Linked DNA regions of Homo sapiens: region 2 is linked to region 1. The links are chromatin contacts, found by Hi-C in ENCODE. All regions are on one chromosome and are shown on one strand. Each heading gives the region's core, a stretch centred on a gene start or an enhancer-like site at or near the end of the contact. The rest is flanking DNA. Distances are from core to core; before and after follow the strand shown. Region 1 holds the start of VWDE (von Willebrand factor D and EGF domains). Region 2 holds the start of SCIN (scinderin).

What was found. A loop is a pair of places that touch in the nucleus more often than their neighbours do. Pooled maps may share reads with other maps.
Region 2: a loop to region 1 is called in a pooled map, with 2.4 times the contacts of the local background. The contact joins the promoter of SCIN here to the promoter of VWDE in region 1. A Hi-C loop is called at or near these places in 1 of 50 pooled maps.

The regions. Positions count from the first base shown.
Region 1 is chr7:12,401,267-12,406,964 of GRCh38, reverse strand. It overlaps VWDE (von Willebrand factor D and EGF domains), which reads left to right and starts at 3,100. Exons shown (of 29, transcript NM_001135924.3): 1 at 3,100-3,306. The coding sequence starts at 3,249. It overlaps LOC105375154 (a long non-coding RNA gene), which reads right to left and starts at 827. Exons shown (of 3, transcript XR_927035.4): 1 at 1-827. RefSeq lists silencers at 2,178-2,367, 3,305-3,354, 3,248-3,542 and enhancers at 2,679-3,244, 3,245-3,812.
Region 2 is chr7:12,567,268-12,572,965 of GRCh38, reverse strand. SCIN (scinderin) reads right to left here and starts at 2,246. Exons shown (of 16, transcript NM_001112706.3): 1 at 1,981-2,246. The coding sequence starts at 2,179. LOC107986768 reads left to right here. Exons shown (of 3, transcript XR_007060635.1): 3 at 1,585-5,698. RefSeq lists an enhancer at 5,678-5,698.

The DNA of each region.
Region 1 (5,698 bases), core at 1,851-4,350:
TTGTGTTCAGCTCAAGTAAACCCCAGAAGCAATCCTATCAATTTTACATTTCTGGAAAAGGGCTCACTCATTTAGTAAAACATGGGATGAGGAATTCATATGTTACATAAATATGTATTTTCCAGGAAGGTTACTCCAAACTGTGCAGACACTGTAATAGAGTAGTGCCAAGAAATGATGCACCTTTATATAATAAGACATAAGAGAAAGTATAATTATGTAGAATATTACCCTAGTTCTAATAACAGTAAACTGTTACATTCGACCATAATAGCTACTTTGGACCAAATGCTATTCTGAGTGCTCTTTCTCCAGATGCTCTTCCACGCTCCCAGCCACACACAGGCATGCACATACACTTTTGATTCTTTAAGTCTATGGGGTACTATTATTGTCATTTCTATTGTACAGAAAAATGAGGTTAAGAGGAGTTGAGTGTGCTGTTCAAGGTTACACTTCTGATAAATAGGTAGCAGATCTAGAATTACAGCCCAGGTGTTTTTAACCTAGGATTTGTGGACTTAATCACTGGGTTTTTCTGCCCCTTGAATTTGGTATTTTTTTTCACTCAAGCCCATCACTTTGTAAATTAACCTGACAAAAACTGAGTTATCTCCTTTTCCTAGAAAATTATCATTTGAAAATTTTCTCCTGTTAATCTTTTAATTTAAGCTATATTGTACTTATTAGCACTTGGCTTCATTTCTTCTTCCCTCTGACATTCTTATTATTTGTCTCAGTGATATTTACTGCATTTTACAAGTGCTGTCAGTCTCTATATTGCGGGGTACCATGCATCCATTGTTTTTAATGTTCAAAAATATAAAAAAGAATCTTATACCAATTTTTGATTAACTTCACGAGACATAGATTAAAACATTTTCATTACTTTTTGTTTTCCATACAGTTCTATAACTAATTTTTTTTTTTTTTTTTTTTTTTTTTGAGATGGAATCTTGCTCTGTCGCCCAGGCTGGAGTACAGAGGAGCTATCTTGGCTCACTGCAACCTCTGCCTCCTGGGCTCAAACGATTCTCCTGCCTCAGCCTCCCGAGTAGATGGGACTACAGGCGAACGCCACCACGCCCATCTAATGTTTTGTATTTTTAGTAGAGATGGGGTTTCACCATGTTGGCCAGGCTGGTCTTGAACTCCTGACCTCAGGTGATCCGCCTGCCTCGACCTCCCAAAGCACTGGGATTACAGGCGTGATATAACCAGCATTTAATTGATACATTCTTGCAGATCCAAGCCAGGTTACTGAGACTTGAAAAAAAATTCTTAAGTTGCTTTTAGTTTTTTCCATCTTTAGTCACATGGAGGGAAGTTGGGTTTTGGCACAAGTTTATTGTAAACTCATAAACTCATAAACAATCAAAAACTGAAGAAAAAAATAAGGCCCACGATACCTGAAATTGTATTTTGATGGAAGTCAGATAAGTAATGTTGTCCTCCAAGAAAGTATAAAAGTTTACTACATTTGTATAGATACTGCTAGAAAATAAATTCACAAAAGTCCTGCTATGATTTGATTCACATCAAATTACTTTGTTCCTGGTGATTTCACAAATAGATTGAGAAAACTGACATTTAATTTCTTGTCTGTTTTATTAGAATTTTTTAAGCGGAAACAAAAGACTTAACTGTACACTAAGAAATCTCTGGGTTTTCATTGTGCCTACATTATATTGCCCTTCCATACTTAAGCCTTAAGATAAAAATCACCTGTCTACCGTCCACCAAAAAGTAATATTTTATTTTTAATCCAGAAAATTGGGTGCCCTTGCTGCATTTGAAAGATGGCTACACACAAGTATTGTGTACCAAAAAGAAATTATTTCCAATATGGGTTAATATTTTTACTATGGAGATGATAAGCTTTAAAATTTTAAATGGTAATTTACCTTTCAAATTAAAAATAAAGAATTATATGAAATTAAAAAAATACTTGTTTATGCATTTGGACACCTCCTGTTTCCACCACCATGCCTAGGCCAACCTTGAACCTCCAAATTTGTGGGTGGAACCTTGGTGCCCACTTGGACCCCCAAACTATCCTCTTCAGGTAAAGGCTCTGTGAGAACCAAGTGCAAGGTGATGGATGGGAGACTCAAGGAATGAGACAGCCAGGGAAAAACTAGGACAGTGAGGTTTCATTTTCAGACATAAAAAGATGTAGAATCAGTTGAAAAAAGGACCCTGTTCCTCTGCAGAGGCAACCACACTTCTGAAGACCTTAGACCTGGCACGGTGGCTCACGCCTGTAATCCCAGCATTTTGGGAGACTGAGGGGGAAGATCGCTTGACGCCAGGAGTTCAAGGCTCCAGCGAGCTGTGACTGTGCCACTGCACTCCAGCCTGGGTGACAGAGTGAGACCTTGTCTCGAACAAAACAAAACAAAACAAAAACGAGGTTGGGGGAAGACATTAGAGCCCTCTGATCTTCTAATAACTCCCAGGTCAACCTTGGGAGTCGTGTGGCCATGTGCTAAAGCGTCCTGGGACAACTGTAAGAGCTCTGGGAATCACTGGCAAATACAGGTGACAAACCTCATGGTTTGGCTAGTGTCTAAATGCGGTCCTTTCCACTTCTGAAAACCTGTCACAGAGGCAGAAGAAAAGGCATCTACTGTTGCAACGTTAGTGTCTACTCCTCCTCCTGTCGTTCATCACTGAGATCTAAGGTGACAGGAGCATTTTCAGCGCCTTCGCCTTGGGGTGCAAACCAGTAGCGCCCATTACGCAGTTAGGAATCCGTCTGCAGATACAATCATGGGAAACTTCCCCTTCCAACGGAACCTTGTGAGGCTTCTTTTATGCGAGGTCCATCTGAGCAGTTTCTAGGATTACCAAGTTTTCATACAGCCTCTGTTAGAACAGCAAGACGCAGCGGGCGGAGAGCTACATCCCTGTAGCTTGACTCCTGGCTGTGCGACTGCACGGTGACATCCAAGGCGGCGGAGCCACTGCCGGTACACGCTGGGCTATGGGGACAGGTTGGGCGTGGCTTTCAGGTCAGCCAGCAGCCAAAATGGGAAGGGAGGAGTCGCAGACGGATTACGCGAAGGCTCTATCCCACGAAAGGACTGGGTGCACCCCAGAACGAGGACGCGGAGCTTCCCTGTTCCAAGCAGCAACAGACTGAGAAAATCCAAGAAAGGAGGCCCGAGGGGCTGCTGTGGCCCCATCCTCCTGGCACCCGCGGCCCGGGCTCTGCGACGCCTTTCGCCCCACCTGCGGAAGCAGCGATGCCTGGCGGAGCCTGCGTGCTGGTGATCGCGCTGATGTTCCTGGCCTGGGGGGAAGGTAAGCGAGGTAGGGCGCGCGGGGGTGGGCGCGCAGTGGCGCCGCGTGGGCGGTAGAGGGACTAGGCTAGACTTTTTGGACGACTTGGGGAGCGTCCCTGTGCGTTTTAAGGCAGCAAGCGATGTTTGTTCCTCACCCGCCTCCTCTCTGTCCCTCTGCTGTCTTTGAAAAGGTCAATTTCCAGCTTGAAAACTCTACACTTTTCTTTTGCGCACATGCGGTTGTTGCCTCCTCTTACTCTACGACCCTTGGTTCTGTTTTTGGTTGTTTCCTGCTGTTATCCTGCTCTTTGAGGTCATTGTAATTTACTGTAAGAAACTTTCGCCGGATCTGCAAGGTATGCTAGCCGCAAGTGGACCTGAATTCTCAGAACAGAGTTGAATTCCATACTGCACGAATTCCACCTCCAACCGGACCCTCAGAAATAATTCATTGGTGAACATTTTATCCCTACAATAAATCACCAAGTTAAGTTTTGTATATCCGTATTATACTGTATTATGGTTTTTGTATATATATGTTAGAATCAGTTTTGGCACTGTAAAAGAGATCTCTGTGGAGCGAATACTCCCCTCCTACTTCTTTAATCCATGACAAAGAACATTTAGTTTAAAATACAGTGAAGTTAAACCAAAACTACTTTCATTAGCCCTTTTTGCTTGTTTTTTGTGTTCATACAGATAGGAATATTAATGAAAGGTGACTTGTTCTTATATTGCAAGTTTCCTTACGTTTTTCAGAAAAAGTCTGATCTGTGTTCAACCATCTGCAGCTTGAAAAAACATTATGTACAACATTTATAGCAGTCCAGGGTATAGTTTTGTCTTATCATTTTTTGATCTTAACTCATTTTACTGATGTAAGTTTGCTTTGTATAAGGGGAATACAAACACTATCCTATACAAAACTTAAAAATAAAATACTAAAATCAAATTTATTATTTTCTGCAATGATATTTTTTCTGGTCCTTCTTTGGTTTGCTTACAGCGTTACTAAATCTTTATGAATAACTTTAAAAAATACATGTAATAACATATATCTGTTCATTACAGTTAGATAAATATTTCCAGGAAAAAAATGACCAATGTTTATAAAGGAAGATGATTTCATGTTTACTATAGACCGCATAACCCTTTTTTGCCTCTATATAATAGCTTTGTAATCTCTCTGCTGAAGACAAATATTACCCATTACCAGGTTTTAAGTTCATAACATTGGTAACATTGTCAAGTTCTTTATGTTTAATGGAGTAAAACTAGAAGACGAGGTAAATGGAAAATGCATTTATTGAGACTTCTTTTTTTCAAATAGCTTTATTAAGATGTTCATATACCATACAAATCACTCAAAGTGTGCGACTCTATGGTTTTTCATTTTCACAGATATGTGTATATTCAGAGTATATTTACAGGTATATGCAGCGATGACCACAGTCAATTTTAGAACATATTTATCAATCAGAAAGAAATACTATACCCTGGGCTATCATGCCGCATGCCGGCTATCACCCTCCCTTTCTCCCCAGCGATAAGGAATTACTAATCTACTTTCTGTCTCATTGCATTTGCCTATTCTGGATATTTTATGTAAACTGAATCATATAATAGGTTGTCTTTTGTGACTGGCTTACTTCATCTAGCACAGTATTATCAAGGTTCATTCATCTTGTAGCATGTACCAGTATTTCATTCCTTTTTAAGATAGAATAATGTTCCATTGTGTGGATATACTATATTTTGTATGTACATTCATTTGTTGATGAACATTTGAGTTGTTTCCACCTTTTGACTATTATAAATAATGTTGCTATAAAGCACCGAGGTACAAGTTTTGTTTGGATGTATGTTTTCATTTCTCCGAGATATATGCCTAGGAGTGGAAATACCGGGTCATAGGGTAACTCTGTGATTAACTACTTAAGGAACAGCCAGGATGTTTTCCAAAGTGGCTGTGCTGTTTTGTATTTCTGCAACAGTGTGTAAAGCTTCTAACTTCTTCATGTTTCCATCAACACTTTTTATTAACTGAGATTTGGATTCTACCTATCCTCGTGGTTGTGAAGTGGTATTTCATTGTAGTTTGATTGTCATTTTCCTAATGGCTAATGATGTCAAGCATTTTAATGCCCTTATGAGAAATTTGCTTATTCTCTTCAGAGAAATACTCAGATCTTGCCATTTTAAAAAATGAGTACTTGGCCTTTTTCTTATTGAGTTGTATAAGTTATTTGCATATTCCAGATATAATTTTCTTATTGGATATGTGATTTGCAATTATTTTCTCCCATTCTGTGGGTCGTGGAAATAATCCCCTGTGGATACTGAGGGGCTACTATACTTTAGTTTTTTTAGTTGATTCCTTAGAATTTTCTATATGGAGATGGTATTACTTA
Region 2 (5,698 bases), core at 997-3,496, 170 kb before region 1:
CTTTCACAGTAATTATCACATTCTACCTGTGTTATATCACTTTTTGTCTTTTTGCACCTTTGAGGTGATGAACTTTTAGAGAAGTTTCATTAATTATTCATATCCACAAGTGCCTTGTACAGTACTGGCCATATTGAATAATTACTGAATGAATTTGCTTGTTATTAACATGTTATTGACTTCAGTTTTAGCATGTCTTTAAGATTATAAATGTTTCTGCCCAAACCATTTTCTATTATATTTTTGAAATTTATGGGCATCAAGTGGATAATTAAGTAGATAATTAAGTGAATAAGGTGAATCTGTAAACCCTACAAAATATAGTAGTTAAGAGGACAACTTGGATAAAAATGTATAGAATTAAAGAATTGTGTTCAAATCTCCCTTGCGGTCATCTGACAAAGTCAAACTTAACTGCTGTCTACAGTAAGATATGGCATTATTTCACATTTTAATTTACTCAAATGGCAAATGTGGCATTTCAAACACTTTCATTCATGCTAGATTTAAGTTCTGCATGGAAAGTCCTCTGTAAGGACATCATTATTCTATCTGGCATCATTCATTCTTGAACATGGGTTATAAAAGTTTCAGTCTTTTCTGGCAGAAAATACAAATAGATGACTGTGTATTACAACATTATAATAGGAATAACAGCAATGCATCAAGAAGCCAAAATGTGTTCAGAACTCAGGCTGAGCCTTCTCTGCCTCCTCAAGCTAACACAAATTTTTGACTCCAAATGTTATAATTAAAAGTCTTATCTTCATCTACGTATTTTTCATTTCTCATTTCTCAAATGCCTGTTCCAGGTGTTTGCCAATGTTTAGACAGTCACTACTCAATGTTTTCTATTATTTTGTTTCTTAAAATCTTCAAATGTTGGAAATTACAGTGTTGGCTTTCAGGGACTCAAAAATGTGTAAGTGTGTGTGGTTTTGTGTGTTTTCCTCCTAAGCTCAGGGATAAAACTAAACAAACACGAGTACTGGGCAGGCTAGCTAGTTTTAAAAGAAGGCAAAAAGGCTCAGAGAATCGGCATGTTGTTAGACAGGGTGTGCCCACTGGCACAAGACCTCCTGGGGAGAGGCTGGACATTCAGGATGTTTATGAGTAAAAGTAGAAGGTGGAAAAAGAACACACAAGGCCCAGTGTCCTGACAGCCTGGCACGAACGCAGCTCAAAATAATTACTACTGCTGAAGGAGCCGTTTCTGTTCCATCTTGTGTCCTTGCTAAAATAAATAATAAATAATAACAATAAAGCAGTCTACATAAATATATGAAATACCCATATAGAGCTATTTATTTGTATATAAAATATCTGTATTTTTTTCTTACTTCTATCTGAGGACGCCAGCTTCCGAATGAAGCGGAGTTTTTGTCTACCAGACCCACAAGCAGCATGGTGCGGGTAGAATCCTGTTTTAAAGAAGCCCAGAACAATAATTCCCGCAATCATAGAGAAAATAAGCCAGTGCCCGAAAGCAACAAATAAAAATAATGTGTGAAGAAAAAGAAAAGGACTTCTTCCTAGCGGCGGCAGATGCCCCCAGACTTTATGACTTCCTCTCCATCCCGACAGGGAAAGCAGGACTGAGTTTGTCGGAAGGTGAGCGGGGCTTGGCCAGAGACGGTGTGCGCTGAGGCAGCGGCCCTGGACAAGAGTGGCGTTTGGATACTTGACGGTGAAAGGGGAAGAAGCCAGTCACCAGCTCCAAAGTCCAGGAACTACACCTGGCAAAGGTCAAAGCCTGCGAGGTAAGTCAATTGCGGACAACGCCTGAGCCCCGCGTTTGCAGCCGGCGAGTTGACTTCGGTAGGGAGAAAGTGGCCGGCCCCAAAGGGCAGCCCCGTGGGGGCGCGAGTGGCTAGCTCAGTTTGCGGTCCCCTTTACTCCCACGCCTGCAAATCTCAGACCCCTACGCCCTCCCCTCGCCGGCCTTGGTGCGTCGGGGTCCCGCCGCCCGCCGTCCCTTACCGAGCCAGAAGTGCAGGTGGTAGGTGAAGCCTCGGCTCGTCTTGGCCGTGTGCAGCACCAGGTAGGCATCCCCGACGTAGAAGTCGCCGTGAGCGCTCTGGGGCACGGGCACCAGCTCCAGCTTCTCAATCCTCCAGACCTGCAGCCCCGCCTGCTTGCCCGCCCGGGCGAACTCTTCGTGGTATAGCTCCCGCGCCATGGCTCCTGCACGCGATGCTCCGGGGGACGCGTGATATCGCTGATCTTGGACTAAACCGAGAGCAGCAGGAGGAACCTTATTCGCCGCCACTTTATAGTGTTTGCCATCCGGGGAGGCGGCGCCCTGAAACGGGAGGGGCTAAGTGCCCAGGCGCGAGTTGACAGAGGAGACGATCGCTTCCCACGGGGAGCGCAGCGCTGGCTTCCAAGCTCCCACGCCTTGCCCCAGGCCAGGAGCGGAATCGGCGTCCCAGAAGTCTTGAGATTCAGAGGGAGTTTATAGTAACTCGTGCCAATGCCTCCTCCAAGGAAAGACATTTTCTCTAGCAATAGACGAAGAACATTAACGGTTAAAACTGCTTGGCACTCCTTTGTGCATACCCATCACTACCGTCCTGCATATTTCCCCTTCTCTCGCTAATCCTCTTATTTCTGGATCTCAGTTGTGCCTGGCAGGAGGGGTGAGGTGAGGAAAGAGCGCGCCAGCCCTGCAGAGTTGAGTCAGCGTTTACTCGGGTGGAGCAATACCTGTTCTTTCTGGCCCTCTAGAATAATTCTTAGAACAAGGCTTCCTCTGCTAATAGCAACACCTGCCGTTAGGCAGCAGAGGAGTGTGCCACATTAGCATGCTGGAATAATTTTAATACATCCTTCTTTAAAAAATGGGCTTTTTGAGTAACAAGCATCCTAATGATCAATTCTGTCATTTCATTGGGCAATCTCTGCATTCCTGACGACCAAAGTTTCTGTCTCGATCTTCCAGTTTGAAAATACCATGAAAAACAGCATGTCAGATTTCTTGGACAGGAAGAAAACCTGGAAGAATGGCAGTATTACCCCAGGTGACAGAGCTCTGTAAATCTCAGAGTTCAGGAGCTGTGGTTGAGCTCTCTTAACACCTGCTTCCTTTGGCCAAGAAAGATGAAAACAACAACAAAAACCCAGCAGCCGCCGTCCTGAGATGTTCTCTGCAGGGCTGTTTGTGGCTGTAATTTTATGCTTGGCCGGACTTCTGGGTTACCTGTTACCTAGCTTCAAGGTGATAATTTTCTTTGTTTTACCTACAGGTTTTGCTTTTGCAGCATGGCTAAAACACTATGGAATACAGATGGAAATTTTACTCTTGATTTGGCATTCATTTAACAAGCTGGTATAGCAAAGGATTCTGTTACTGAAAAAGGCAAATCACTCAGGATGTATAGAGTAAGAAAGCTGAATTTCATGCATGTAAAATTGTTTTCATTCAATTTCTCAAATTACATGAATCCCTGGAAGGTCAATAATAATGCAAAATTAGATTTTTTTCCTTAATTAAATTATGTTTTTAATAGGTTATTACATGACCATGGTAAAAAAATTAAAAGTACAAAATGTGTGCAATAAAAAATTATCTCCATTTCACCCTGCCACCCAGTTGCTTTCCCCAAAGGCAATTACGTTACCAGTTTCTTATGTATTTTTCCAGGCACTCAAATTTTGTCAACAAGAATATAGGTAATGTAGTTATTTTAAATTTTTAACAGAAAATGTAACATATAACCTTTTCGAATCCCCCCCCGTGTGTGTGTGTGTGTGTGTGTGTGTGTGTGTGTGTGTGTGTGTGTCTGTGTATCAACACACAGTACTCATAGAGCTACCGGTTTTTACTGACCATATGGTATTCCACTTTATAAACATACTAATTTATTTTGTCTATCTCAGTTCATAGTGTAGGGGCCAAGGGAAAACTTCCCCTCTACCCTCTGAAGTTTCACTGAAAAATCAAGTCACAAAAGGCAGATTAACAGGACAAATGGCATACAAATTTATCAGCGGGCATGGGGGAGAATCACAGAGTGATTGGCCAATATCCCAATGAGGTACAGAGGGTTGTACCTCCTTATTAGAGGAAAGGCAGATGGGTGATGTATGGGTGATTTGGGGGGTTAGAAAATGATTTTTAGGGGAATTCAATGTGTTTGAAGAACATACAGTGGCCTGAGACAAAGTATGTTAAGCCTGCAGAGCTCTCCGTGTGTGTTGACAGACTTCAGTCTTTCTTTCTGCAATATGAGTTCAGTTTGTGGAAAGTCAGGGAAGAGACCAGAGGTAACTGTTTTCTTCTTTGGCAAGTCGAGACTTTAGGCAGATAAGGGAACTTCAGAGAATACCTTCATTCTGTGCTTTGGGAAAGAGAGGATTGGTGAAGGAAGGTCAAAGAAAACTTAAGCCTTCTTCATTTCAGCATGTCAAAGTGTCACATTTTGTGGTATTGGTTTCTGAGCCCCAACACTAGGCATTTAAATTTTGTGTATATTTTGCCAATACAGTGTTACAAATAGCATATTGAACATACTTTATTATGCATTCGCAGTATTATAATTGAGATAAAACCCTGGAAATATAATTGGTTGGGATTAAATAGCTTTTATGTAGTGACGATAATTATGAAACCAATTACTACCACTTACTGATCTTTGACAATAACAGGCTATAGTACACATTACCTTGATTCAATTCCTGCTTTCATCCTTAGTTCTGAGACTTTCAGGAAGTTACTTAACTACACACAGCCAGCCTCATGTTCCTCATCTCTAAAATGGGAAAATAATAATATTTGCCTTATAAGATTATTTGGTTTAAATGAGTCGACACATATAAGGTATTTGTGTCTGTTACACAGAAAACACTCAATAATTAGGAACAATTTTTATGTGGTGGTGAGCTTCCTTTTGCTCCTTTAGATATCTTCTCTATCCTGCACCCTTCCACCTTCCCTTGAGGTTGATCTACAAGAGCTAAATCAAGTGGGCTCTGATGTCCTCTGGCTTGAGGCTTGGTTGGAGACCAGAGGGAGAAAAGAGAGTGAGGCTGGAGTATTTATTTCCTTGGCTCCTTCAGCAAAAAGTCACTGTTCTTTTAAAGGCGAATAACTGTGTCTGACTTTTTGTCTCCTGTTGGGTTATAGCAACTCTCCCCTCACATGTTTTATTCCTTTTGTTTTCTCTGCCTCTGTTCTTTTGTATATAGCTTCCTAAAAATCTCCTGGAATTTTCCTATTTTGCATGCATGCTCTGTTGTAAGTTGAGATCCTGATGGATAAATTTTATTAGCTACATTCTTTTTTTGTCTCCTGACCAAAACAGTGAGAGGTGGATATGAAGCCTCATTTTATTGATGAGGGAACTGAAGCTTTGGAGTTTGCCGTAGGTCAGTCACCCAGCTGATGAGTAGCCAAAGGGAATTCAAGTTCTCTCTCTCATTCAAAAGTACTTGCTCTTCCCAAAAACGTATTCTTTCAATCTAAATTATTTGGCCAGGTGTTTTTCCCTGAAGCATACTTTATAATTTTATTTTCTTCAAGGTTGTATCTAGAGAAGCTTCTGATCTAGTATGTCCCATGCAGCACTAAGAAACTTAGTTTTAACTTTGAGCCATTAGGTCTCAGTTTCCTTATCTGTAGACTGAAATCATGTGTTCTCTTCCTCCTGACGAAAAAAAATATAAGAACTGGTGCTCTAGACTTAAGATAATTTAAAAA